Regions from separate parts of the Mus musculus genome. Here all the other regions are linked to region 1. A link is a loop called in an ENCODE intact Hi-C map of the cell type or tissue named here. Cell type or tissue: left cerebral cortex. All regions are shown on one strand.

Region 1 (4,000 bases):
CAGAGCTTGAATGAATGCCTCTGTGTTGCTCCTTTAACTTCTCTTTTGCTGCCACAATCCTGTCTGTGAGATGCACAGTCAGTGGCTGGCCTAAACCACATTCATTAGTGTCCTGGGGTAAGAAAGTAAGAGTGCAGCTTATACGCTGTATAAAAATAAACACCTTTTACCTTCTTACTAGCTTAAGAGGCTCAGGTAGAATTTTGTTAGTGAAATAGAATGAAAATTAAGGGAATATGGCCATTTTAAAACAGAATAAAGTCTACTGCTATATATCTAGCAAAAGGCAAGGTGAAGTTTTTGTGGTTTAACCCGGGACAATGATTGATGGGCTTCCAGGCAAAGCAGGCACAGAACAGAGTAAAAATTCTACTGCACCATGAAGCTGTCACCCAATTTTGTCAACCAAAAAAGGTTAAAAGTATGATGTGTTCTGCTTAATGAAGTGCTGTGTCATCAAAAGGTACAATAGATTATTGTAGGTGGAATCCTATAGGGTAAGTTGCAAATGTGTTCTAAAAGCCAAGGGGTGGGTGGGGTTGATGTTCCAGGAAAAGGACAAGTATGGATAAATGTATGAAGACTTGAACTTCACAGCAAGTCCAGGGCAGAGGTCTGGAAATGGGCAGATGAACTGGAGTAACATGGCAGAGCTAAGCAAGCAGAGGCAGGCGTGGCCAAAGCATCAAGTCAAAAGACAGCATAACCCTTGGACTTGAGAAACAACTAAAGAAAGAAAGAAAGAAAGAAGGAATATGAATAAAATAGAGAATTTTGTTTAGAATAATTCATTAACATTGGTTCTTTTGCTCCAACAAATCTACTGTCCTAAGCTAAGCTGATTATGAGAACATGATGCTGTCGTTATTGTTGTAGTAGATGATAATGGTGGTGATGTTGATGGGGATGATAGATAAGGAATATGAGGAAATATCTTATCTTTATAACTTATTCGCTTTAAAATAATAATTTGATCTACTCTAGAATAGAAAGTTTATTTAAAGAAAGGATAAAGTACAGAACACTGCCATGGAAGATAGCTATGTTGGAAAGACACTGAGCCTCTTAAGGACAGGAAGGGGTCCCGAAGCCTGATTCTTGAGATGACGGACTTCTAAGCTAAATTTCCATACACCTTTGCTTGCTCTGACCATGCATCCTATTGTACCCGGCATTTGAAGCATGTACCTATGACTATCTTCACCATTGGAGGTGTTTCGCTAGCATGAATTGCTTATCTATATTTGCTCTACTAACAAACCTTAAACACTGCTTCTGCCAACAGTGTGGAGAGACTTTCTCCACCTGGTCCCCCGTTCTTTGTCTGTCTTCACTATAACACTTCTCCTTCTGACAGTTGAAGGTCACAGTCGCACTAAGCAACCACCCATTCTACTTTTGGGGGAAAAAATGAAATGAAACAAAAGGCCAGTCCTTACCTGGGTCTCTCTTCCAGCATATTCGATACAAACCCACCAGAGTAAATACCAAGAGTGTTATAACAACCAGCGCGATAACCACAGGCAAAATGATACCTGAAAAGTATTGGGCACATTGTTAGCTCGAGTAGTGCTGATTCCATACAAAGAGACCACACCAGATAGGACACGTGTGCTTTCCCCTTGAAACAACATCCTATCAAACCACTAGTATATTTCAGGCAATGATGAATCTGATTTATGGGTTTGCTCTGCTTGTCATTTCTGACATATCCACTTGATGTCACCCTTGTAACCTTTCTTAAACAAACTACCAAACCTCAGAGAGATGGCTTTCCTTCTTCCTGGAGGCTTGGGGAATAAGGAAAGAGGAGACTAGAGGCAACTGTTCTCTTTATTATATATATTTTTGTATTTTATAATAAAATTACTTGAAAAAAAGATGCAGATTACTGGATGGTTCTAATTCTAAGGCTGAGACTTGTGAATATCTTTTCAACATGTTGCCTTAAAAATAGAAAATTGTGAAAAAACATAAATAGATGAATCAAATAGCATTTTAGAAAGTCTAACAACATAGCTCAAAATAGTTAGGTATGCACACATGTCCATGTGTTTTAAGGGTGTGTTGCTGTTGTGAATTAGAGGAAGGTTTCCCTGTTTTCATTAACAAGAGAGTTTTTGTTTTGTTTTGTTTTTGTTTTGCTTTGAGTTTACAGTGATAGTCGTTTGCAAGGGTAAAAGTTTAGTGATTGTAGCAAAGGATCAGTGTGTGGGGAATTAGTCAGGTATCCCATCTACTTGCATTCTTGCCTCTTACCTATTTATCAAGGGGCAATGATATTTCAACTTATTGTTAGGGTAGGTTACACTTCATTATCACCATAGGAAGAACAACATCAACACCCAGACCCCCCAGAGCTCCCAGGAACTAAACCACCAACCAAAGAGTATACATGGAGGGACCCATGGCTCCAGCTGCATATATAGCAAAGGATGGCCTTATTTGGCATCAATGGGAGGAGAGGTCCTTGGTCCTGTGAAGGCTCCATGCCCCAGCTCAGTGGAATGCTAGGGTGGTGAGGTGGGAGTGGGTGGGTGGGTGGAGGAACACCTTATAGAAGCAGTGGGTAAGGAGGATGGATGGGGGTTTGTGGAGGGGAAACCAGGAAGGGAAGGGAGATAACATTTGAAATGTTAATAAATAAAATAACCAACTTTTAAACAAGGAAAAAAGAAACAAGACAAAGAAAGAGTCAATGGTTAAGCACACTTTAAGATGGATTTTGTGTGACATTATTAGTATTTCAAAATAAAAATGGCATTAATCAACGAGTCAGTTCTTTCTGTGATATATCATTCAATGAAATGGTTTTACTGAAACAAAAATAATCACATGGAATTCCAGCTCCACATACATTCACTTCGCTGTTAATTAATTACTAAGGAAACTATAACTATTTGAATATTCTTTAGTCAATCTTAGCACATCTGTAAGGTGTTATATTGCTTATATATGTTTATGTTAAAATAAAATTAATTACAATCAATAAGATAAAACTCCATCAAGGTTAAAAAGGCATTTTTAATAAGTTATTTGCTTTAAGAATATTTAATTGACAAATGATGAATATGTTGAAGGCATTTGGCATGGTGATTTAAATAAAACGTTACTAGTGTGGAGATTGGAGATTTTGCCTTAGCTGAATACACTTCCATTAAGCTATATTTTTGTCTTTTCTGGTAATTTCTTACTGTAGGACAAAAGTGGAAAAGAAAAACAAAAGAAAAAAGAGAAAGAAAATGGCCATGGTGTGGTAACTAAGATCAGGCTTATGAAGAATTCTTCAATCAGGCTGTAGTTTGGGTTATAATGGAGTTACATGCTGAGTAACATTGAAAACAGGTTATCCGCAGCTCCATCCCTCCACTGTTGTCATTTGCATACTCTGCACGTCTACTTCCATGAACGGAGATACACATGTTACTCACTGGAATAGGAGGGGGTGGTTGATGGAGTGGTTGCAATCTTCCTATCCTCAGTATCTGTTATTTTGAGAAAGAAAACAACTCAGTCACCTTTGATAGATACGTTAATCCACATAACTCTCCCTCTACTCCCATTTAAGGAAATATTCATGATTTATAGTTATGATGTTGCAAATGCAAATTTTTTCCTCACCCTGCAAGAGTATGTTTCACAAATGAAGATGGATTGTGCTTATTTCACAAAGAACAGTAATGTAGAAGAACTTTCCATTTAGATACACAGAAATCATACCTTGAAGCAGTGACATGGTGTGTGCAGTTGTTAGAGATGCAGAGGATGTTGCAGTGATTTTCGGCAAGGCATCCAGTAGTTGAGTAGTAACTATAGGAAAATCACAAAGCCAGGCTCAGTTTAGGTATTGAGTCTTCATATTGGATTTCTTCGTAGCTTTAGACAGTCTGCATTTTTAAAGATCTGGGAAAACACTTTATTTCTGTATAAGAGAATCATTTCTCCTGGAACCATGACAGACTTTGGCATCACATGAACTGGATATCAGTACTGCATTATC
Region 2 (4,000 bases), 330 kb before region 1:
ACACACTTTGAGATAACTCTAAGGATCCTAAAGTCAAAAGAGCCGTAGTCCCAAAATAATGCTTTTCTGGTTGATTCTAGGTCTTATTTCCGCTGACCTTCCTCCTACCATTTCCTGGATGTTTCCAGATACCACCGGCTACAATGTCACATGCTCAAAGACATCTTTCCTCATGGCTGCATCCAAAATTATCATCTTCTGCTGTGTTTCACATATGGCCACTTGTGACATGTTTTGTGTTGCACGTCTTTTGATGAATTTCCTAGGATTGCCTTTAAAGTTAGCCACAGAGTGAGTGTCTTAAAAGCAACAGGAATACTGCACACTTTCAATCCCCACACTCAGGAGGCAGAAGTAGGCAGGCAGATCTTCAATAACTCAAGGCCAGCTTGGTCTACCATAGCAAGTTTCAGGCCATCCAGGGTTACAGAGTGAGTCCCTGTCTCAAAGCAAGCAAATACCACCCTCCCTACTATCCCCCTCCAGTAATCATCTCCTTTAGTCTTGGGAGATTAGAAACATGAAACTGAGGTGTTGGACTATTGCTGGAGGACCCTTTTATTAAGGTCTCAGTCCATCATGTCCAGAGAGCTCTCCAAGGTCAGCACATGGAGGACACCCTTTCTCAGTGGGATTTCCTCTTTTCTGCCCAGCCTTAATGGGAGAGCATCTCTCAGCTCAGATGTCTTATTCTGAGACGACCTTGCCGAGAGTCTCCTGCAGGTGATTTGTGATTCAGTACACGAGTCTTGGCTCTTCTTCTTGTCCAGATGATAATTCGGTGCTGTTTTGTGACCAATCAGCTCTTCCTGTAGGCAACCCTCAGAACTCTTATATAATTCACCCCTGTAGCAATACGATGAGCTATCTCTCTGAAGCTAAGTCCCAGAAGTTCACAGCCATCCAGGCCCCGATTGCTCTTCTGCTCCCTTTGTCTTCGTGGGTCGTCCTTAGTTTCTACCCTGAGTTTCCTTCATGGTGAGCTATAAGTGGTAAGGTAAAACTTTCCTTCCCCACTTGTTTTTTTTGCTTGATGTTTTATCATATCAACAGAAGGCAAACCAGTGCAGGAGGCTGCCTATAACTGGTTGAAGGATGGGGCTGTTGATGATGGACTGAACTCCCTGCTTTCTGTGACAAAACATATACACCTGTTATGTGTGGTGGCTTAGGTATGAATGCACAGAACTCAGAAGGCAGATGCAGGACAACCAGGAGTTCAAGGCCAGACTGGGCTTCAGGGAACCAATATGTTTCAAAATAAATAAGTGAACAAATAAATACTCGTTCAGTTTGTTGATGTGGTGGTTTGTAACAGGAGCTCAGAGTTCAGAGATAGCTAATGGCTTCCTGTTTCCTTAATCAAACATTACCAAGTTACATTTCTGGTGTGTGTGTATGTGTAACTGTGTGTTTATGCATGTGTGTATGTGTGTGTATATGTTTGTGTGTATGTGTGTAACTGTGTGTTTATGCATGTTTGTATGTGTGTGTATATGTTTGTGTGTGTATGTGTAACTGTGTGTTTATGCATGTGTGTATGTGTGTGTATATGTTTGTGTGTGTCTGTGTGTGTCTGTGTGTGTGATGTGTATGACTGTGTGTCTATGTATGTGTGTGTGTACACGTGTGTGTATGTTTCTGGTTGTGTTGGGATGTGAGTGAATGTTGTCTCCTGTGAACCACAGTGCTTCATTGGCAGGTGGAGGTCTGCAGAACGCGTCTTCTTCCTCTCACCTGCTGAAGTAAGGCAGCGTGTACAAAATATTTCTCCTCTCCAGATCTGCCTGCTGTCGAGTCAGAATCATTTATTATTTATTCCTCAGCACGATAGAGCTTAACTGCTTATTTTCGGCATGATTCGTGAAATAGACACAGGAAGTAGAAAGGCGGGAGCTGTAACTGCCTCCTGTTTGTTGTTTTGTTGTTGAGCAAGGCTGTTGGAGACTCTGGTCCACGCCTTGTCTTAAGTCTGTGGAGTGGATCTAACACAGGGCCTCATTTGCAGTGTCAGCCAGGCTGTCGCCATGAGAAGCTGGCTCACGGAGGGCAGTCTAAATCTCTCTCCTCTGCTGCAGTCTGCTTTCTTTGTGAAGACTGCTAAGAACATTCCAGAACTCTCTCCAAATATTGAAGTCCTTATCACTTCCTAAACTGGATGTTTGTTCAGGTCTGCCACAAAGCAGTACCAGTACTCTCTCATCAGCAGCTTTCTGTGACCGTGACCGTGCTGGGAAACTCTCCATACCCTGGGAAGAGAAGGAGGACAAGTATGGAAGTCCCATTAGTTATCTATTCGGAGGCTCCTGGCTTTGTTTTCTTAAAGGAAACAACTCGACTGAGTACCACGAGAGGGCGCCAGTGGGCTATGTTAGCGCTGGCGAGGCACTGCACTCCGGCATCCTCCCCACTCCCATTCCTTCCCACACTGCGGGGGGCAAAAACAACCCGGGGGCGCTGACGTCAGCTAGCCGGAGGCGCCTGCCTCTGTACCCATAGGTATAGTTAATCCCCCAGGAGTGAGGCCGGTGCTTTCTCTGGCAGCCCAATTTTCAGCTTAAATCATTGCCCTAATCTTATTTTAATGTGCATTGGGGCCCTGGCGGCTAGAGTGGGTGGCAGGGGAACAGCATTTAACATCCTTTGGAGTTTGGATTGTGCCGGACACTTCTTAAGCACTTGGGTGGGACAGAGAGACTTAATCTTGCAGCTGCAATCGACCTCAGTAGCCTTTGCCTTATTTGGCAAATTTAATTGGCAACGTTAATTTTGGGGGTTGGGGCTGGGGTAGAAGAGAAGGAAAGGAACACATGTGAAATACTAATATGCGCTGTATGCTTCACAGCGACTGTACGAAGTTGTTAAAAATGCTCAGTTTAGCAGAGACATTGAGAGAGATCAGAGCCTTCAGTCAGACAGCTTGCAATTGGCCCGTGGAGCCCTCCATTGGCCAGTCCCAGAACCACAGTCTGGGATCTGCTACCTGTGCGGCTTGCCTCTCTCTTGGGAGGCAGAGGCAGGCCAATTTCTGAGTTCTAGGTCAGCCTGGTCTACAGAGTGAGTTCCAGGACAGCCAGGGCTATAAGGAAAAACCCTGTCTCGAAAAACCAAAACCAACCAACCAAAACAAAAAACACACCCCCCAAACAAACAAACAAACAAAAACATCCCATCATCAACAACAACAAATCAAAACCAAAACAAAAAAAAAAGTTTTACAGGAAACTTGGCAAGAATGGAACAAAACCCACATTCCAAGGGGAACTAGCCCTTTTCAGGACAGTAGAATAAAGTCTAAATTTAACCACTCAGATGTGAGTTAACCAGCAGTTGTCTACAATGTATCTTGCCTGACTCAGAGGGTCCAATGTGCTTACAACAAAGTAGCAGAAAAGCACTGGCTAGCCGAAGGGCGGGCGTTGTTTGATTGGTGTGACATCCACCGGCTGTATTTACATCAAGTAAATGAAGAGAAGAGAGCAGTTTATCTGATGACATGGCTCGTCATCACATTGCAGGCACCAAAAAGGGGTATAGTGACCCGGGACATGGGGTGTGAGGGGAGTGACACAGTGCCCAGGGCAGTGTCTATAAATGGTGAGTCAGAATTCAATGATGCTTTCAGAACGGCGATGGGCCCACTGCCTGCATCCCAGACTTCTTCAGCTTAAGCCCACATCCCAGATAAGTAAATGAAGTCCGTGCACTAAAAGCATAAACCAAGAAATCAAACTGTAGGCACTTCACAGACCAAAGCACCTCATGAAGGTGCCATGACTCCGAAGTCGGACAGAGAGCCATTAATGTCCTATGGGGCATTAATACATGTTTTTTTTTCCTTCAGGCTTTCTTTTGCTGTTTTGACAGGAGCTGCTTCACCTTCAGGGATTTTTGTTTCATTCTTGAAAAGCTTCATGTAAAACTATGAATAGTCCATTTGGTCAGAGTCCTCAAAGTCAAACTAGAAAGTGAGGCGCAGTGCAGCGAGCCGAGCCCAGTG
Region 3 (4,000 bases), 580 kb after region 1:
TGAAATTTACAGCTCTCTAATACAGATGTTCCACATAAATATCTCTAGTTAAGCTGTCTATTAACTTATTCAAGGTGTTGATGATGAAGGGTAATTTTTCCTTCTAGATACAGGAATACAGATATGTGAGTAAACACTACCACACTTTATTTCTGAAAGTTACAAATACAAGACTCTTTAGGGACAGTAATCTCTTGCTAACTCAGTTAGCAGACTTTGTGATGAACGAGTACACACAGTAACCAGGGAGCAGACGAATGGGCAGGAAGGAGTCTGCTGCCTGGGCAAGCGTGGCCTGTCTAATGGCCACTGTCCCATCATGCGCAGAAAACAGCAGGGAAGAAGCCAGTAGGGAAAGTTCTCTCCAAGATGCCACTATCTTAAACACTGAATATTTCTTTAAAAGGGAAGAAGCTGGCAAAGGTCTCAGGATATCCTAGCACCAGATTCCAAACCAGGAGAACTATATGTTATGAAAACAATGTGTTCATATATTTCAGTTGGCTCTACGGCACACTCTAAAATCCCCAGCACTTGGGTGGTTGGGGCGGAAGGATTTGGGTTAAGGCCACTCTGGGATATAGAGTCACACCTTGTTTTTAATAAAAGAAAGGAAGTAAGGAAGAAAGCAGTGAGGAGAAGGAGGGCAGGCCAGTGAACGTTTACATGGTTTCTTGGAGTGTTTGCTGGTGGGATGCATTAACATCAAAGACAGAGTTATGAGATTTTGTCTCTTGGAGAGGTTTCCTATTCTGTTTAAAAACTAACAGTTTTCAGAAATTGATATATTTTAGAACTGTTTCTTTGGGGAAACACTACAATTATAAAATAATTATAAAACAAATAAAATAAAACATTAAATTCTAAAAGAGTTACTTAAAACTAAACCAGATACCAAGCCTGTACTTCAGCATGTAGCTCAGGTCAGTCTGGAACTCACTAAGATCTTCCTGCCTCAGCTTCCCAAGTGCTGTGATTATAGGAACAAGATTCCATGTGATTCCATGTGATTATGTGCCTGGCTAGACATGGCTTTTACTGCTACTAACTCTTGACACTGCTACATGATCCCGACCATGGTCATGGACTATTTGGGATTTTAATAAAATGTTTGTGATGACCAATGGTCATCTATTTCAAATTGTATTATGATGAAATTCAAAACATTCACATTTCCATAGAGAAAAACTCATTTTCATATCAAAAAAATACAGATTATTCCCAACTCTTCGATAAGCCAGAGTATCCTGATTTCTCCGCTTGCTTTCAAATATTCCAGTGCACTGAAAATCAAGTCCAGAAAGAACTCCTTTCAGGAGACAGAGAAGAGTGGTACCCAGAGAACAATCACCAGGAATATAGAACCTGAAAATGCCTGTCAAATATGTGCCCCAGTGAATCCATAAACAGATACACAATGCATCTTTGGCTCTGGAGAAACGGGTAAGTGCTCAATAACACATGTTAAGTCTGCTGCTGCTGCTGCTGCTGCTGGAGTTTGGTTCCAGCAGGGATGAAGGATTTACCTTCTGTAAATCTTAAGCTCCAGTGGATGTGAAAACTTTCTATGGCTGCCTTGGACAGTGCCCCCCCCCCCCCCCCGCATACACACACCAAAATAAACTATTTTAATAACTGGGTATCATCCTAATTTTTTTATTACATATGTGAAAAATACATATCCTGCACTGACCCAGCATACAGTAACGGATGGGCAGGTTCCTGGGTCTAGAGAGGAAATTCACAACTGTGACTTCTTAAAAGATTTTTTTTTTCTTTTTACTGGTGTGTAGGGGTGCTTGCCTACGTGAGTATCTGTGTATGACATGCCTGCAGTGCCCACAGTTACCAGAAGAGGGCAGTGGATTCCCCAGAACTGGACTTATAGACAGCTATGGGCCACGCAGAGAGTGTTGGGAATGGAACCCAGATACTTTGGAAAAGCAGCCAGTGTTCTTAGGTCTTCAGCCACCTGCATTTAAATCCACCCCTAATCAAGCATTCCTTGGCCTGTATTATCTGTGTTCCTTTCTGGCCTTTTTTCAGCATTACTTTTATTTTTATGCTTGCCTGGCCTGTCTCTCTGTCTCTGTCTCTGTCTCTGTCTCTGTCTCTCTCTGTCTCTCTGTCTCTCTCTGCCTCTCTCTGTCTCTCTCTCTGTCTGTCTCTGTCTCTGTCTGTCTCTCTCTCTCTCTCTCTCTCTCTCTCTCTCTCTCTCTCTCTCTCTCTCTCTCTCTCTCCCCTGCCCACCCATGTATAACTGTTCCTGCCTCACGGGTGGGAAGACAGTAACTGGGAAGCTTGAAGAACACTCTCTCTGAGTAATTAAGCTAGAATTAATTGGATACTGGAAGAATCATTTTCTTTTCTTATGGACTGTCTTTAGAAACTGCGGGTTCTGACTCAGTCCAACTGTTCACCTTCTGGTTAAGAAGGCACTAAATGAAAACATTCGTTTCTCACTAGCATTGCAGAATACCACAAGGTGATTGCTGACTTTAAAGGAAGAAAGCAGGCCATTGTTAATCCACAGTTAATTAGGCAACAACTACAAAGTAAGATGAAGTGCAACATCACCACACAAGGGTTAACGTGAGGAGGAACAGGTTTCTTCATCCGGAAGTTCACCCAGGTCCTTGCTCAACTTTTTCTTTTTTATCAGTGAATCCACCAATCAGCAAATACTTAAGATAACCGCCTGTGAGGCAGGAGCAGTGTTACACAATGGAGACAGAGATATGGCCAGGCAAGTATAAAAATAAAAATAATGTTTAAAAAAAAAAAAAAGTCCGGAAAGGAACACAGATAATACAGGCCAAGGAAAAGCTTGATTAGGGGTGGATTTAAACGCACTAATCTCAAGACAAGGAAAATCACGGAGGCAGCAGATTGCATTATTTCTGTGAATAAGCAGGGACACCCCCGCAGGAATGACATTCACGTTGAGACTCAAAGGCTGAAGGAGATGCATCAGTGTTAAAGAAGAGCTTAAAGTCACAAAGCGGTTGCCAGAGAGGAAGAATAGCAGGTCCTCTGGAAGAGGCCACGGAGGGGCTTGGAGGGGACAGCTTGCCCTCCCTGTCTTACTAAGCCACACTTGGTTAAATCCCAATCCAAAGGGTAGAGAGACGCTACTGGAGAGTCTGATGCAGGCCACTGGCCAGACGTGTATATGCAGGTCCCCCGTGCATGAGTCTGCACCGGGCAGATAGTCTTCGAAGAAAGAGTCTGGACTTTTCTCAACACAGAACCTAAACAAAGCATGCGATTGTCCCAGATAAAGGAGCATCCTTGGTAGGGGCTCAGCTACCAGTAGAAACTCAACTAATGTGGGCTTTTATGTTTTTCACAACAGTCATTTCAACAGCACATGTGTGGCTCAAGACTTCTAAAGACATATGACCAGCAAAGCAGACTTGTTTCTTGGGCACGCAGAATATAAAGTTGCAGGCAATCCCTGGCATGTGTTTGTTTAGCTGTGAAAAAAAGTCGCTGAACAAAGAACCAGGTCAACAGAGAGGATGTCAAGACAGCAGCAGATAGAGATCAAGGCAGAACTTAATTAGGGCTTCCAATTAGAAAACTCAACGACAGCTCCTATTAACACTCGCCCGCCCGCCCCGGCATCTGCGCCCCTGGAAGCACTGGGGCTTATCTTGCTGGGATTAAGGAGTTTTCGATGACCTGGTGGGCTTCAGTTAACAGAGACTGGCCTCAAGACAAACAACTCTCAGGACTACAGTCTTGGGAAGTAGTGTGTTCTGAGGTTCACTTCCTGCTGGTATTTACCACGGCCAGCTTACCAACACGGGCCATTTCCAATGCAAGAACAGACATGCCTATATGCACAGCCTTGTCTGCTGCTCTTCAATACAATCGCTGGCTAACACTCATGGCCACATATTAAAAAAAAAAAAAAAAAAAAAGAAAAGAAAAGAAAAGAAAAGAAAAATAAACGTGTTACAACAAACTTGGTTTTAAAACTTATGACATGTATGTA
Region 4 (4,000 bases), 270 kb after region 1:
AGAAAATAGCAACAAAAGAGCCAAATTGTAGAATGGTGCTCAATCCAGGGCATATATAGGATAGAGGATGCTAAGTCAGGCTTGGCAGCATGTGACCTTTCACAGAAATGAGTTTCTAATTAATTTCAATTTTTTTTTCTGTTTGGTTGGTTGACATCTGTTTTCTTGTTGCTACAGGGTCTCACATAGTCCAGACTGACCTCTGTCTCAGTATCCATGTGATGCTGAGAATCAAATCTCGGGCTTCATGCATATAGGCAAACCCTTGCACAACATTGCCAAGGCTCCTTTAAAATACTTTTTTGATGTTTTACTCAAAGGTAATGATGGAAGAAACTGCATAAATCATGTCCTACAACATCAGGTCGTATTTAACAGATACAATATTTTATGCCCTGAAGAAGAAGAGGAAAAAGACTTCATTAGGAAGAAATAGAATGAACACTGAGGTCCCACAGCAGCTTGTGGCCATCAAGAACATCTTGATTTTTGTGTTTACATGGGTGCATTTGGGGGGAAAAAGACTAGAACAATGTAATCACACTTTGGAGATGAGAAGCTAGAGCTGCCTCTGAGGATGTGCAAGAGTGAGAGGAATTTGTGGTGATTTTTCCTCCCTATTTCCTCTCCAGTTTGGTTTTTCCCTGCAGACTCCTCTACCTCCAGTAATTTAATTGTATTAACACTTACTTTAAATGGTTCATCTTTTTCTCCCATTAACATGCCATGAAGCCTGCTCAAGTCCTGGAGACATTCCCAGTTGTCTCTGCCCTTCTGGAATTCTGACCCAGCTCCTTTAAGATGAGGTATCTGATTAGACCCACATTGCTCCCAGAATTGTTAGTCATTGCTCATTGAAGCCAATCCTGTGACCACTTTATGATTCATGCGGCCACTTGGGTTAAAACCTCCTTTCAGATCTTGGAACTTCCAGCCAAAGTGATATTTCATTTGTAGTAGTAGTAGTAGTAGTAGTAGTAGTAGTAGTGAATTTTACATTATCTACCCCAATCCCATTCATCTCCTACTCTCTCCATATCTGCTCTCCATTCTACAACCTAAGGGATGTTTCTAACGTAGGAAAACTATTCAACCTCTTTATGGTCGGATAATCATAGGCTCCAAAGAAGCAATGTTGATTGGGAAGATATTAACAAATGCTCATGATATCCTAGGATCAGTACATTGACAATCATTTTCACACAAGTTTCCGAATTCTGCCTCAAATTTTGTTTTCTGATATGGTAATGTTAAATTTATACCTGTCTCGACTTGGGGCACTTTGGTGAACAGTGAGAAATTTTTAGGGATAGCTACATTTTTCTTGACTGAATTCTTATTCCTCCCCCCCCCCCCCCGTGGAAATGTAATTGAAAATTAAAAAAAAAAAAAGAAAAAGAAAAAGAAATCCATAACTGTAACTATGCAAGCCATCTGCTTCTGAAGGCCTCTGGCTATTCTTTGCCATACTTACTGGTAGGAGAGAGGTCCACCTATATCTGAGTTCTCAGTTCAGCCTTAGAAACCCAGTAACACAATGGCCGTTTCTTTTTTTCAACGTTTGGATACTTTTTGTCTTGTAATAAGCTCCTTCTAGAGGTAAACACATGAAAGAGCACAGTGGCGTTTTAATCAATCTCCAACAGGAAGGAGATGCTAGTTTTTGGCATGGAAACGTTCCACTTTTAGTAAGGGAAGATCGAGAGAAGGCACACTGTCAGCTCCACCAGGTTCAATTAATTGTTGAAGCCAAACAAAAATAGCCTCGCAGCTTCCATTGTTCTGCAGCTGTCGGCTTCATAACGCTCACAGTCTCCTTGCTCGTGACTCATCTCCATGGTTGCCCAGTTTCCGCTCTTGATTTCCTCCCAGGAGTTGGGATGTGTCATAGCCAGAGCGGGCAACACGATAAGCTTTCTTCCCAGGCCTTTGGAGCACAGCCGTCCCTCAGCCCTTGTCTCTTTTTTTTTACATCACTGGCTCTCTTGACCCATCGACACTCAGAGGTCCTTTAAAAAGGATCCTAAGTGGTTTCCTGTCTGAAGAGAGGCGGAAAGATGTGAGCTCAGATGAAATGTGTATGTACACAGTCTTGAGCCAAATAGTATTCCCTACTTGAAGAATACCATTTGCTTTCTTGCACTTTATTGAGAAGAATTCTGGATTGCCAAAAATATTATCTGCATTCTGAGTTTGTCAGTTATTAAAGGGTTATGATGCTGTGTGTATAAAAATCTCAATTAACTGAAAGTCAAAATTATGACTTAGCTCTTCCAAATATAGACAGTAATACAGTTGTAAAAACCCTATACATTATGACCCAAACATTTCTTATGCAGACAAGTCTTGAAGGATAGAACATTATCTGGTGTTATTCAGTAGGTAAGTGTTCATGACATTATTAGAACTTACCAGCCACTTTTAAGATATGTCTAGCAATCTGGGTTATTGTGTTTCACAGGAAGAAAAAATACTACTGTCCATGCTTCTGAATGGTGACTGAAGGCAGCAACATAACAATTCAAAATCTCCTATGGATATTTAGTCATAAAAGTGAGTCGACAATGAATCTGCTGTGGTAGTTCATGGCTGTAATCCTAGCACTTAAAACAGAGAGAGACAAGAGAATCACAAGTTCTAAGTTCTAGGCCAGCCAGGACTGTATAGAGGATGTGTGTGTGTGTGTGTGTGTGTGTGTGTGTGTGCGCGCGCGCGTGTGTAGGCAAAAGGTCAGGTGTCTTTCTCTACCCTGTCTGTTTGTTTATTTACTTATTTACATACCTCTGAGACAGGGTTTATCACTGAATATGGAGTTCCATGATTGGCTGCACTGGGTGGTCAGTTAAGCCCATGATTGTCCTTTCTCTGCCTCCCCAGCTCTGGGGTGATAGGTGTTCATGGCCATGCACAGCTTTCAACAGCTACTGTGACTACAAACTTAGGTAATCCCCTTGTGTTGTGAATATGTTACCTACTGAGCCATCACCCAGCCCCCAGCGGGCCCTCTTCTATGTGATTCTCTCCCTCCCTCTTCTTTTCTTCAGCGCTCACCACTTTCCTGTGAAGCCAAGCAGTACTTAGCTTGGGGCTACTTTGATCCCTTAAGATACATTTGGCACATCTCAAGATGTTTGTAACTGTGATAGCCTGGGGAAAGTAGTGATATACTGCATTGAGACAAGGCTGATGTTAAATATCTCCAGGGTTGGGGTTGGGGGAGGCAGTCTGGTTCTCTATAGTAAAAAATGACCCAAGTGCAAAATGTCAAACATGACCAGGCTGGAGAATTTGACACGCCACCCCACCCTGTCCTAATTTTCCACACTTCAGTTCAAACGTCACAGCCCCTGAAACTTTTCTTTCTAATAATAATAATAATGATAATAATAATAATAATAACAATATTAAACTATTTCTTTAGGGTACAGATTGTCTTTTCAGCTCATTATTAAATTTCTTGTTCTTCCTTCAGGCTTCCTGGTGAGTGTGCATGGTGTCTTGACCAGTCTTGTCTGTCCAGTACCCAGACTAGTTCTTACTGGTAAGTTTTTTAAAGTATGTGAATGATTGGATAAAAGGAAATGTTCTTATTGAAACTATGTCTTTGTGTTCCCTCCTACCCCCCAATCACTTGGCAGTGTTAGATACACGCAGCAGACCGCCTGTGAGAAAACATAGGCACTGAACAAAGGCTCTTCATCCTGCCTGTACACTGTCTGGGTTCAGCAGACCCCAGCACTGATGGTATGTATCTGAGATGATGATCTCTGAATGCTGTTAATGGATCAGGTAATGTTAACTGAAAGCCCATCTTTAACTGTTCATGATCTCCTGAGTTAGAATCAATGTCTAGTTATGAGTGTACTCTGAAGTCTATCTGCCTTCAGTAGATATTCTGTGTTCCAGTCTGGAATCTAGCACTCACCACTTTTACCATCTTAAGTTTATGTCCTAAAGACACTGTGACTATTTGCAGTCTTACAAATGGGGACTTTCAGAC
Region 5 (4,000 bases), 210 kb after region 1:
CAGCTTTGGGAAAGAAGAAAATGAAGTATTTTGGCCTCCAAATAAGCAACAAACCAGATGGAAATATGAAATTCCAGAAGAAATTCCAAGGAGCTCTTTCCTGCAGGTACTGACGGCCCTCACACATCAAAACTCCACACAAGCAGACCTACTCTTTGCTACTTCATTTCTCACAATAGGTGACTGTCAGCTGTCTATCTCACCAATGAGATGCAATCAAATTAATTCAGGTCTAAGAAGAACATGTCCTGGGATCATTGTGTGACCAGCCTGCCCAAGAAAATTCTTATAAAATGATGGGTACTGCACATGGTTTCTGCCTCATTCATGCAAGGCTTGTGAAGAAAATTGTACCTACCACGAGTGTGTAAAGTTTCCTACAGCTCTTTAGAGAATGAAATAAACTTTTTAGTTGTTTCATTTATGTAGTTAGTTTGATTTACATTCCTAGACACCTTGTAACTAATTTTATTAAGTACTTATTGTATACTATGCAGTCTTCTGAATTGGAATATACACACAAACACACATACACACACACACACAAACACACACACACACAAACACACACACACACACACACACACACACACACACACACACACACACACACTGCATATATGTATGTATCTAGCTGCATAAGATTGACCTTATTTGTGCTAGGTACTGTGTCTGATGCTGGAAAAAAAATACTGAAAAGGACATGCTGCCAGTGTTGATACAGAACTCACAGTCCTGAGAAAGATGGACAAGCAATAAAAATTAAAGCTAAGTGCTGTCAAAGAGCATTTGCTTAACAATATATGTGCATTCAAATAACGAAAGCCCTTTTCCTCTTAATTTAATTACCCTCTTCAAATATAAATTATAATTAATAATTGCGCTGGTTATATTTATGCTCTATTCTTTTGAAGAACAAAAAAGCATTTCAAAAGTCATGACAGAACATTCAATGCAGAGATTGGTGATTAAACAAAGGATGGTTTCATCACTCTGGCAGTGTTTGAAAAACCTGGAGCAGGTAGCTGGCTCTTCGTTTTAGGTCCCTTAATTTGTTTATAGACTCCACTTCCTCAGGGCTGGAAATGGAAGGTTGAAACAATGATCTCCTTAGGGTACTCCAGATTTCTCCTCCCTGCTAAGTTAGATCAGGACCAGATCTCTATGAGTGTTATGTGAACCAAAGGACCAAACTCCAGCTTCCTTGAAAGGGAGAGGAAAAGAAAAGACATTCCAGGTTGAGGTGTCTGCTACAAACTTGATGCACTCTAGAAAAATCTTTCTTTGAAACTATTATAAATTTTAGGTGTATTAGTGCATGTAGACTGAAATAACAAAACACCCTAAGCTAAGTTTCTTATAAACAACAAGAACTAGTAGGTTTGGGAAGTTCAGTATCAGAACATTTGTGGACCTGAAGCCCAGTGAGTCATCTTTCTGGTTCAGAGTTGATAATGCCCTTTCTTCATATGGAAGTAGCAAGGCCTGTTTTTTAGATGCCCTAATCCCATCAGCGAAGCCCTCACCATTATGGCCACATCTTGGAAGCACATTGACAAATAGAAGCTTTCATATATGAGTTTTGGGGAGACATAAACACTCAGGATTCCAGAAACACTGGTGATCTGACCCTTACTGATTGCATTGTCTAGAACTGGGAATTACCTTGCTTTGGCAAACACAAGCTTTGGCATGTGACTCTCAAAGAGCAAAGTACATGAATTCACTCAGACCACTGAGATGGAGTGAAGATTCAAAGAGAACACTAGGAGATGATTGGCACATGGTGCAGGCCATGCCTCTATCAGTGGTATCCAAAGCAGAGTCCCCACAAGAGTGTTTTTACTGGGGCTTCAGTTCTTTGGACTAAGGTACAAATTTTCTTCTCCATAATCTCATAACTTCTATAACCTGACACCTCCTAAAATATCCTTTTTTTCTGTTTAAGTTAATCTGAGTCAGTTTCTGTTTTTAAGTGATGAGAACTTTGACTACTATGGGTAGGAAGCTAGATCACGAATCATGGAGGAGAAAGGCTATATCAGGTATAACAGCAACAAGGCTAAGTTCTTAGAGAAAAGATTGGCAAAGATGAATTTCATTCCCTAGCTTGACTTCTGTGTTTATGGTTGAACGAGGATCACTACCGAGTAGAAAGGCTGGCTACAAATTCAAATGTTAACAAATATCCACCGAGGTTATGTTCATCCATTAGCCACTACAAATAGGAAGACCCAATATAGGGAATCTACTTGTACTAGCTCTAAAAATACTTCTTTAAAAAAATGTGTTACTTTGGTGAGTAGTACATGGTATGGAAGTATGTAGTTGCATGTGTATGTTCATGTAGAATTCAGAGGACAGACACCTTCAAATATTTCTCAGGTGTTATTCACCTTGTCTTTGGCTAACCTGGAATTGTTCTTATAGAATAGGTGGGCTGGCCATTGAGCCCTGGGGAATTGAATGCATATGCATCACTGGGGCAGCTGGGATTATGAGCACTTTCATAGTACCCAGCTTTTTTTTTTTTTAAAGATGAATTCTAGACATTGAGTTTATCCTCATGTTTGTATAGTGACCACCTTTCCCACTAAACTAAAATCTCATCCAAAGGGGCATCTGTTCAATTTTTCAGTCTATCATAACTCATAACTGACTTGAGCCAGATCTGCTAACTAGACATGAATGGAATAATGGTAAACACAAAAAATGCAACACCCACCTTCCTCATAATTAGAGATGAGTAAGACAACAGTAAATAAATAATAATATATACCATTGCTCTTCATTTTGTTTTTATGGATTCATCTGCTTACTGAAAAACATTATCCCTCTAGACAGTTCCAGAATCCTGGGAGGTGAAAGACTCTCAGGACTCAAAAGGAAGGACCTTCGATGTAGATTCTTCCTCCAGTAGAAAGACAGGACATCAAGTGGATAGATAGGGTTGCCCTCCCCTAGTCAAAAACTTTGACCTAGAATTGTTCCTCTCTAAAAGAATTGCAGGAACAAAAACGGAGAAGAGACTGAGGGAAAGGCGGTCCAATAACCAACCCAACTTGAGATCCATCTCAAGGAGAGGCTCTAAGGCCTGACACTATTTACTGATGCTATGGTATGCTTACAGACAGGAGCCTATCATGGCTACTCTCCAAGAGGCCCAACTGACTGAGACAGACACAGACAGATACATAGACCCAAACAATGGATTGAAGTTGGGGATCCCTGTGATTGAATTAGGGAAAGGCTGGAAGAAGCTGTGAAGGACAGCAATCCTATAGGAAGACCAGCAGTATCAACTAACCCAGACACCTGAAATCTCTCAGACACCGAGACACCAGCCAAGCAGCATACACTAGCTGATATAAGGACCCTGACATATAGGTAGGTAGGTAGGTAGATAGATGGATGGATGGATGGATGGATGGATAGATAGATAGACAGACAGACAGACAGACAGACAGACAGACAGACAGACAGATAGATAGATAGATAGATAGATAGATAGATAGATAGATAGATAGATAGATAGATAGATAGATAGCAGAGGGTGGCCTGGTCTGGCCTCAGTGGGAGAAGGTATGCTTAATCCTTGAGAAACTTGAGGTCCCAGGGAATGGGGAGGCCTGGCAGAAGTGGGGGTGGGTGGGCACATCCTCATGGAGACAAGAATGAGGAGGAATGGGGTGAGGAACTGTGTGAAGGTGGACTAGTAGAGGGTTAATGACTGGACTATAAAATAATAAAAGTAATAAAAAAGAAGGAGGAGGAAAAGGAGAAGGAGGAGGAAGAAGAAGAGAAGAAGGAAGAGAAGGAGGAGGAGAAAACTTGTAAATATCAACTTGAGAGAGAGAAAGGGAGACAGAGAGAGAGAGAGAGAGAGAGAGAGAGAGAGAGAGAGAGAGAGAGAGAGAGAGAGAGAGAAATATTTGTAATTTCCAAACCAGTCCATGATAGACGGATGCAGGGGCTGTAGATGCTTGAACTCACCAGACAG
Region 6 (4,000 bases), 1.5 Mb after region 1:
AAATCTGCACTGTTATTACATGAAAATGTGTTTGGGCTTATAGGAAAACATAATTCCTGAGATAACTTGGCTTCTATTACTAATTCTCATCACTGTCAAATCATCTTTTTTTTAAGTTACTTGGGAGTGTGAATTGAAATTAGGATGTTCAATTCAGACTGATCGTCTACAACGTGCTCAAACACTCAGTGAGCTGTGTGTTTTACGAAAGGTAGAAAGAGTATGCTGAGGTTTTCCATCCAACGGTATACCATATGGGAACAAAGCACACTGCACATAAAAGAAGCCGTCTCTGCTGACTGTCAATCACCCCTAATGAGCACATGCCTCCTCCACCATCAGTCTCTGACACAGCCCAGCCCAGCTGTGATTTTTGCATTTATTGAAATTCCCCCTGCTAAATAATTATGCTCATCTTTTAAAAAGTAAATTGCTCACAATTACATTCAATTTCTCTCTCCCACCCAACATATTCTCCACCATGACAAAGCAATCCCAGAGCATGGCAAGACTGAGTTCTAACCAGTCTCGCATACTCCTCAGGCATTTCTGTTGGCTGGAACCACAGCATAAATCATAGCAAAGCAATTCTGGTCTTCTGCAGGGTGTGTTCAAGCTTATAACTCAGGGACCAAGCCCTGAGCCCAAGCCTTGCTGGGCTAGCAAGCCTTTCATCCTTTCCTAATTCATGTTACTTTGTATTAGCTTTCAAAACAATCCTACAGGTCGCCAACTGAGACATAAAGCTGAACAAACGCTGTGCGCTATCTTTCTGGGGTTCGTTAAGGCACTGGGATCGGTCCTGCATGCACTGGAGCTGTCTGTCTTGATTTTCTTCCTCATTTGATGCACCTGCCTTTAAAAGCAGTCAAACACATTAATTGGAAGAAAACCACTCTGAAAACGCTTGAGGTTTTTGTTGTTGTTGTTGTTGTTGTTGTTGTTGTTGTTGTTTACCCAAGCAAGTTCTGAAACCTTACATGACCCAGATTGTGTTTTTCTCTGGATCTGTATGTCTGCTTGTGAATGCACGTGTTTGCTTCATGATAATTTTCTAATATGCATAAAATATTGAAAACCAGGTATTTACCAAAGGCCCCATACACCAGCCTTTGCAGTCTGAAACCGAAAACCTTTTAAGGAAAAATTTTAACAACAAATTTCACCTATTCTACATATCTGAAACCAGTCATTAGATTCCTTAGCCTTTAGTTGAAAATAATAAAAAAAAAATCTCTTTTAACTAAATAGGATATACTTTTAAAAAAACAAAAATCCCTATGGAGATGTTTCTGTGTTGTTATTAAATGCCTTCCCGCGTTGACGTTATACTCCACTTCCGGCTACTGCAATTCGATGTCTCCTGCGTACAAGGTGATGAGCAGGATGGCAGTGAAGCCGGTTAACATCCCTGCATTCTGGATCATGAAGAAGGTGAAATCCGTTTGTCTTCCAGTTACTTTTTCTCTCAGCATGTCGTTCATCTCTGGAAACTAGAAGACACATTATTAAATGGCTGTCGCCATCTTGTGGTGAATCCTGAAATGCTCGTCTGGGGTTTCTGCACAGGAGCTGAGCATTTCTTTCATTTGGGACTGGATCGTACCAATCAATGTTTTGCTTCAGGTATTGAGGAATCCTAGTATTCTGCGGCATCCACGGTAAAACTATCGAAAGGTCACACAGCCAGATAGAATGTACCTGGCTTGATGCGTTCTCTCCTCAACTCTCTTCCCATATACAGCTGTCTACACCTCAAATTTTAAGGAATTCAACCCGGTGGGTTTCACCCTCAGGCACGCATTTCTGTTTACTTCCGTTAGCCCTTACTATACTATACTATACTATACTATACTATACTATATTCTGCTTCATCCCCATTAGATATGCTATTGTTCCTCTTATCTCATAGTATTTTTAAGTATGCCATGTTTTACTTTGTTGTTTCTTGCTTAGCCCAGGCTGCCCTACTATGTCACTATGTCACTATGTAACTAATGACGATCTTGGACTTAATAATCACCCTGCCTTGTGCCACCACAGAGTTGGTGAAGTGTTGGGTTTTTTTCTTGTTAGATGGTGACATTTTTGTTTGCTTAAATTCTGACTTTGCTCCTCTGGAGAGAAACACTTATGGAAACCGCTTCCCCGCCCATCTCATAATTTTTCCGGGCTGACTGGAGGGGAAAAACATTTGTGTAACTGACTGAACCTGTTCTTTGAAGTAGCTTTCTTTACTGTTCTGGTTTCTCCATTGTGCTTGCTCTTTCCTCCCAGAGCGACAAGATTTTTTAATAAATTGTGTATTGGTCCAGTGTTGAAGATTATAATACTTTCATTATAGTGAAAACAGATAAAAATCCTAGGTGTTTTTAGTAAATAAATAAATGTTCATTCTCAGCCACAGCATCCACTGCAAAGGTTACACAAGGGGACATGTATGTCCTGTTTTAGAAACACAAATTGCATGATGTGTTATAAATGCTGTGGTACCCTGGATGCAGCCATGCCAGGGATCTTCAGACTCCAGAGGCAGGTCAGAGAACTGGCGTGAAGTTCTTACAGGGAAAAAGTTGGTGACATCTCTAACATGAGGAAACTACTATGTCACATAGGACATCACCTGTATCGCTTCCATAAAGGTACCAACTTTGATAGAACTTTTTTGTGTCATGGGAAGAAATGGCCATCTGGAATAAAGACAATGTGCAAGGTAATTCTGGGCAGAAAAATGTAAGTACTGTGGGGGTCTAAGAGCTAAATCCTGCCTTTTTTAAGGGTCTTTGATGAACAGCAAACTGGGCCAGACACTTACAGTTTGGAGCTTGTAATCCAAAGGAAAGATGTTATTAAATTATACGTAATACATTAATTTCTAAATATAACCCAAATACTCTTTTTTATACTCTGACACTTCATTCTCTAGAAATCTGTCCAAGGTATGCTTGAAAACACACAGGGTATTTTTCTCTACACACACACACACACACACACACACACACACACACAACCTACAGACATAAATAATACTGACTCAAATATATATTTATTGTCCAATATTAATTTCTACTTAATTTAGTGTAATATTTTAGCTTAACTTCAAAAGTTTTCAGTGTGAATCACTTTGAATAAAAAAAGTATTTCGTCTACCAAGTTATTTATTCTTCTAAATGTGACATTCTTATGCAACTGATGGGTCAGGCCTACTATAAGAGAAGACGGGTTTAATTCATCACATATTAAAAGGAGTCCTTAGAAAGTAGCTCCCACTATTAAAAGTGCTTACTTTATCCATAAGATCAGTCATCAAAGAATCAACGACAGCCATTCCAAGCTACTGTTAGCACAGGTTACTCACAAAGCGAGAGACGCTGGGCCAGAAAAGGTCTGGATCCCCAGCCTTGAAGACCTTGAAGCCAGTGGGAGGCCGAAGGCTGCCCTTCAGCTCGAAACCCAGGCTCTCATTTGTAAAAATCAAAGTAACACAAAATAAAATACTTGAATCTCTTACCATATCTGCCAGAGAAATGTAGAGGAACATGCCTCCAGCGAGTGCAAATATAATATTGGGAGCAAAATTGTTGCCCACCAAAATGCCGAAAGCTAGTCCCACGTAGCAGGAACACGCGGAGAGGAAGTTGAACAGCAAGGCTTGCCGGGTGCTCATTCCTGCATTGAGCAAGATCACAAAGTCCCCTGGAAGAAGAGAATATCAAGTGAGTTGTGCCTCCTTCTGTTTTGGAATAATAATAATAATAATAATAATAATAATAATAATAATAATAATTAAAAAAAAAAAACTTCCAACAACAGATCATTCATCTCCGTGTATGATTAGGGTCTGCCCAGTCTAACATTCGACCGCCCCTTGCCCTGTGCCCTGAGGTGCTCACCTAACTCATGAGGAAACTCCTCACACAGGATCGCTATGGACGTACTGAGCCCCTGAAGAAGAGACAAAGTACAAGATGCCCCAATCGCCAAGCCGTCGATGAAATTG
Region 7 (4,000 bases), 360 kb after region 1:
GATAGACTGCTTTAATAAAAACATACTTAAAAAATTTAAATGTTGTAAAATGAGCATAAGAACTGTCTAGTCAATATTTGTGGAAAGCATTGTTTTACTCCAGATTATATATGAAAATCAGAAAATGGAAATCAAAATTTTATTTGAAAACTTGTAACTTCTTTATGATAATAAAAAAATCAATTTTGCTTTGTATTTGTACACCATCAGAGTTTGATCACATTCCCAACCTACTACTTTCATTTCACAGAAAGCTACTAAAGGGAAGCATGCTGGCTTTTGCCAATCCATTATATCCCTCATGTATCCATCTGACCTTTACCAACCTGTAAATCAGTGAACCCAGAGACTTTACTCATGACCCCACACAGCCTGAGGACAGCTCTAGCAAAATCTAAGCCTTTATTAGAGGTGAGAACATCAACACTGTCACTGACCTCCCAGGGCCCAGGGAGATCTATACTGTAATTGGCCAACAAATCCTGGGCCTCCAGTCCCTTCCAAAGTTCTCCAATGACTCATGTGCCCATGGCATTGATGTTTTTAATCCAGAACCATTGCTGAAAAATAACCTTCAAAGTCTGAATGGGATATTACAAATGCATTTCCCTAAGTAAGTTCTAAGTGGACCTTGTCTCAGTTTACTTTCTATCGATGTGATAAAAACAACAACCACCAAAAGAAAAATGAGAGAAAAAGAAAAAAGAAAGAAAAAAGGAAAAGATTATAGTCGTTGACTATAATCAGAACGCATAAGCCAAACCAAGCCCTTTCCTCACTAACTTGCTTTTGATAAGTGTTTTTTTTCCATTTTTTATTAGGTATTTAGCTCATTTACATTTCCAATGCTATACCAAAAGTCCCCCATACCCACCCACCCCTACTCCCCTACCCACCCACTCCCCCTTTTTGGCCCTGGCTTTCCCCTGTACTGGGGCATATAAAGTTTGCGTGTCCAATGAGCCTCTCTTTCCAGTGATGGCCGACTAGGCCATCTTTTGATACATACGCAGCTAGAGTCAAGAGCTCCGGGGTACTGGTTAGTTCATAATGTTGTTCCACCTATAGGGTTGCAGATCCCTTTAGCTCCTTGGGTACTTTCTCTAGCTCCTCCACTGGGAGCCCTGTGATCCATCCATTAGCTGACTGTGAGCATCCACTTCTGTGTTTGCTAGTTCCCGGCATAGTCTCACAAGAGACAGCTACATCTGGGTCCTTTCGATAAAATCTTGCTAGTGTATGCAATGGTGTCAGCGTTTGGATGCTGATTATGGGGTGGATCCCTGGATATGGCAGTCTCTACATGGTCCATCCTTTCATCTCAGCTCCAAACTTTGTCTCTGTAACTCCTTCCATTGATAAGTGTTTTATTCCAACATCAGAAAGCAAACGAGGACAGTGTACATATGAAAATAACATGTTCTAAATCTTAAATATATGTAATAAAGTATTGAAAGAAATTATTAAACAACAAAATTCTCTCATAATTCATAAAATGATATATGAAGATTATTTTCCGAATAACGTTAATCTTAAATCGGTTCTTAAGTAGACAGTAGGAGTCTAGGGCAATATTTGGATTGAATGGGTTTGCGTAGCAGGTTACATCTGTTCAGAGTTGCCTTGCCTTGCCTTTTGCCTTGCCTTTTGCCTTCTTTCCTTTTGCCTTCTTTCCTTTTGCCTTTCCTTTCCCCTCTCCTTCCCCCTCTCCCTCTCCCTCTCCCTCTCCTCTCCCTCTCCTCTCCTCTCCTCTCCTCTCCTCTCTGCTCCTTTCCTTTCCTTTCCTTTCCTTTCCTTTCCTTTCCTTTCCTTTCCTTTCCTTTCCTTTCCTTTCCTTTCCTTTCCTTTCCTTTCCTCTCCTCTCCTCTCCTCTCCTCTCCTCTCCTCTCCTCTCCTCTCCTCTCCTTTTCTTTTCTTTTCTTTTCTTTTCTTTTCTTTTCTTGTGAAGTAGGCAGAGTTACAGTAAAAAGAAAAAAATGGCTATATTTAATGAATGAGCCTTCTTCCACACTTGTTTCTTTCCACTTACAGATGGGATGTAAGAGAATCGGGAACTGCAAAGGGAGACTTCTGGCTGTGAAAGAAAACCCACATAGGAGGTATCATGGTGTGTCCAGGTGGTGGAGAGGAGCAAGAGCAGGATGCTCAACCAGAAATCCATGCCAACATCCCACTCCAAACTGTGAGTCTCTGGGAAGCTGAAAATCTACTTCCCTGGGTGAGTTCTGGAGCCAATTTAATGTGAACAATCCTCACAGCTGTACCTGTTCCTAAAGCAATGGGACATGACATAGTGAGGAATTTTAATAAACATCTCAAGTCACAGGGAGACGTTGATTTTATTTTGTAAAAGGCTTACCCTTGATCATGAAGGCTTCATCTGTCTCAGTGTTAGCAGAAGTCTTACCCTAACCAGTCCTCATAAGGATGCCATTATGGTTCATCAATCCAGAAAGTACTGTTTCAGGGAGAAAAATCACATGAACTCATCTCTTCCTCTAACCCAATAATAAAATCCTGACTTCCTGGTAAATTCATATGAAAATATTGTGACCAATAGAACAGTTCCCAACCTTCCTAATTCTGCCACCCTTAATACAGTTTCTCATGTTAGGGTTATCCCAACCATAAAATTATTTTTGTTGCTATCACATAGCTGTAATTTTGATACTGCTATGCATCATCATGCAAGGTATCTGATGTGTGACCCCCGAGGATGTCATAACTGATACATTAAGAACCACTGCACTAGAGGAAAAAGTTTTAACTCTTCTGTCGATGTAAATATCTGATATGAAGGATATTTGATACACAACTCCTTTAAAGAGGTTGTCCAAAGTGTGGACACTGTGCCCCTTCTTAGAATTGGGAACAAAACACCCATGGAAGGAGTTACAGAGACAAAGTTTGGAACTGTGACAAAAGGATGGACCATCTAGAGACTGCCATATCTAAGGATCCACCCCATAATCAGCATCCAAACGCTGACACCATTACATACACTAGCAAGACCCAGATATAGCTGTCTCTTGTGAGACTAGGCAGGGGCCTAGCAAACACATAAGTGGATGCTCACAGTCAGCTATTGGATGGATCACAGGGCCCCCAATGGAGGAGCTAGAGAAAGTATCCAAGGAGCTAAAGAGATCTGCAACCCTGTAGGTGCAACAACATTATGAACTAACCAGTACCCCTGAGCTCTTGTCTCTAGATACATATGTATCAAAAGATGGCCTAGTCGGCCATCACTGGAAAGAGAGGCCCATTGGACACACAAACTTTATATGCCCCAGTACAGGGGAACGCCAGGGCCAAAAAAAAAAAAAATGGGAATGGGTGGGGAGGGAAGTAGGGGGGAGGGTATGGGGGACTTTTGGGATAGCATTGGAAATGTAATTGAGGAAAATACGTAATAAATTTAAAAAAAAAAAGAGGTTGTCCAACCTCCAAAGAGGATGCAGTCCACAAGTGGAGAGTCACTGATATAGAAAGTCATATATTCAGTCAGTTTTGAGGTTACTGTATGAAGATCTAGAAGTTTCTATCAAGCATGGAGGCAAATAATTATGCATCTAACATAAGCCTTCTTCCAAAAAACTGAAGAGAAGTAAAGGTTGGTAACTGATTGTAGTATAACACAGGCCCCTCTTAACTGTGAAGAGAGGTACCCAAATTGCTGAGATGAACAGCTAAATACAAAAGAAAGAAAAAAATATTACTCATGGATGAATAACATTACTCTAGAGCCATGTTGATTTTATTATGTACTTAAGTTTAATTTGAACAATGTCATTCTCTGTAGCCTGGGCTCTGTCCCTGCTTTCTTGCACTTTCTACATCTGTACACAATTGAAATGTTTCCTAGTCTTTAAAAAGCTTTCTTGTCAAAAGCCATCTAGGAAAGACTAAGGCATGCAAGTAAATTTTTTTGGAGATGGCCCACTATTTTTAATGGCCTGCTATGGGTGAGCTCTAGGATACAGGTCCTTAGAGACTTCAT

What was found. Peaks named below come from ENCODE experiments on the same cell type or tissue, not always from the same donor. Only the 100,000 strongest peaks of a DNase experiment are listed, where the experiment ranks them.
Region 2: it touches region 1 in a loop (3-fold over the local background); 13 of 42 quality-filtered maps call a loop at or near these places.
Region 3: it touches region 1 in a loop (3-fold over the local background); 2 of 42 quality-filtered maps call a loop at or near these places.
Region 4: a loop joins it to region 1, with 3 times the contacts of the local background. A loop is called at or near these places in 7 of 42 quality-filtered maps.
Region 5: a loop joins it to region 1, with 7 times the contacts of the local background. A loop is called at or near these places in 3 of 42 quality-filtered maps.
Region 6: it touches region 1 in a loop (9-fold over the local background); 19 of 42 quality-filtered maps call a loop at or near these places.
Region 7: a loop joins it to region 1, with 2.6 times the contacts of the local background. A loop is called at or near these places in 2 of 42 quality-filtered maps.

What each region holds. Positions count from the first base shown.
Region 1 is chr3:137,416,531-137,420,530 of GRCm38, reverse strand. Emcn (endomucin) reads right to left here. Exons shown (of 12, transcript NM_001163522.1): 6 at 3,721-3,810; 7 at 3,432-3,485; 8 at 1,440-1,535. Among named protein-coding and RNA genes, the nearest start is that of Gm38650, 49 kb to the right of the region's middle. In left cerebral cortex, a CTCF peak has its summit at 1,709; DNase peaks (open chromatin) are centred at 1,721, 3,447 and 3,716; H3K27ac peaks cover 727 bases.
Region 2 is chr3:137,751,470-137,755,469 of GRCm38, reverse strand. No RefSeq gene overlaps it. Among named protein-coding and RNA genes, the nearest start is that of Mir6380, 30 kb to the left of the region's middle. In left cerebral cortex, CTCF peaks have their summits at 2,175, 2,374 (motif pointing right) and 2,954; DNase peaks (open chromatin) are centred at 2,413 and 2,871; H3K4me3 peaks cover 732 bases; H3K27ac peaks cover 1,356 bases.
Region 3 is chr3:136,835,642-136,839,641 of GRCm38, reverse strand. The region is part of intron 2 of Ppp3ca (protein phosphatase 3, catalytic subunit, alpha isoform); the gene reads right to left. Among named protein-coding and RNA genes, the nearest start is that of 1700006H20Rik, 120 kb to the left of the region's middle. In left cerebral cortex, a CTCF peak has its summit at 1,851 (motif pointing right); DNase peaks (open chromatin) are centred at 1,866, 2,461, 2,945 and 3,382; H3K27ac peaks cover 1,441 bases.
Region 4 is chr3:137,148,465-137,152,464 of GRCm38, reverse strand. No RefSeq gene overlaps it. Among named protein-coding and RNA genes, the nearest start is that of Gm26107, 83 kb to the right of the region's middle. In left cerebral cortex, no CTCF peak of the experiment used is centred here; a DNase peak (open chromatin) is centred at 1,845.
Region 5 is chr3:137,207,536-137,211,535 of GRCm38, reverse strand. No RefSeq gene overlaps it. Among named protein-coding and RNA genes, the nearest start is that of Gm567, 80 kb to the left of the region's middle. In left cerebral cortex, no CTCF peak of the experiment used is centred here; a DNase peak (open chromatin) is centred at 1,956; H3K27ac peaks cover 1,040 bases.
Region 6 is chr3:135,884,298-135,888,297 of GRCm38, reverse strand. Slc39a8 (solute carrier family 39 (metal ion transporter), member 8) reads right to left here. Exons shown (of 9, transcript NM_001135149.1): 7 at 3,894-4,000; 8 at 3,512-3,696; 9 at 1-1,493. The coding sequence ends at 1,344. Among named protein-coding and RNA genes, the nearest start is that of Gm31243, 16 kb to the left of the region's middle. In left cerebral cortex, a CTCF peak has its summit at 1,536 (motif pointing left); DNase peaks (open chromatin) are centred at 520 and 1,527; H3K4me3 peaks cover 213 bases; H3K27ac peaks cover 235 bases.
Region 7 is chr3:137,060,404-137,064,403 of GRCm38, reverse strand. No RefSeq gene overlaps it. Among named protein-coding and RNA genes, the nearest start is that of Gm26107, 5.5 kb to the left of the region's middle. In left cerebral cortex, no CTCF peak of the experiment used is centred here; a DNase peak (open chromatin) is centred at 2,146.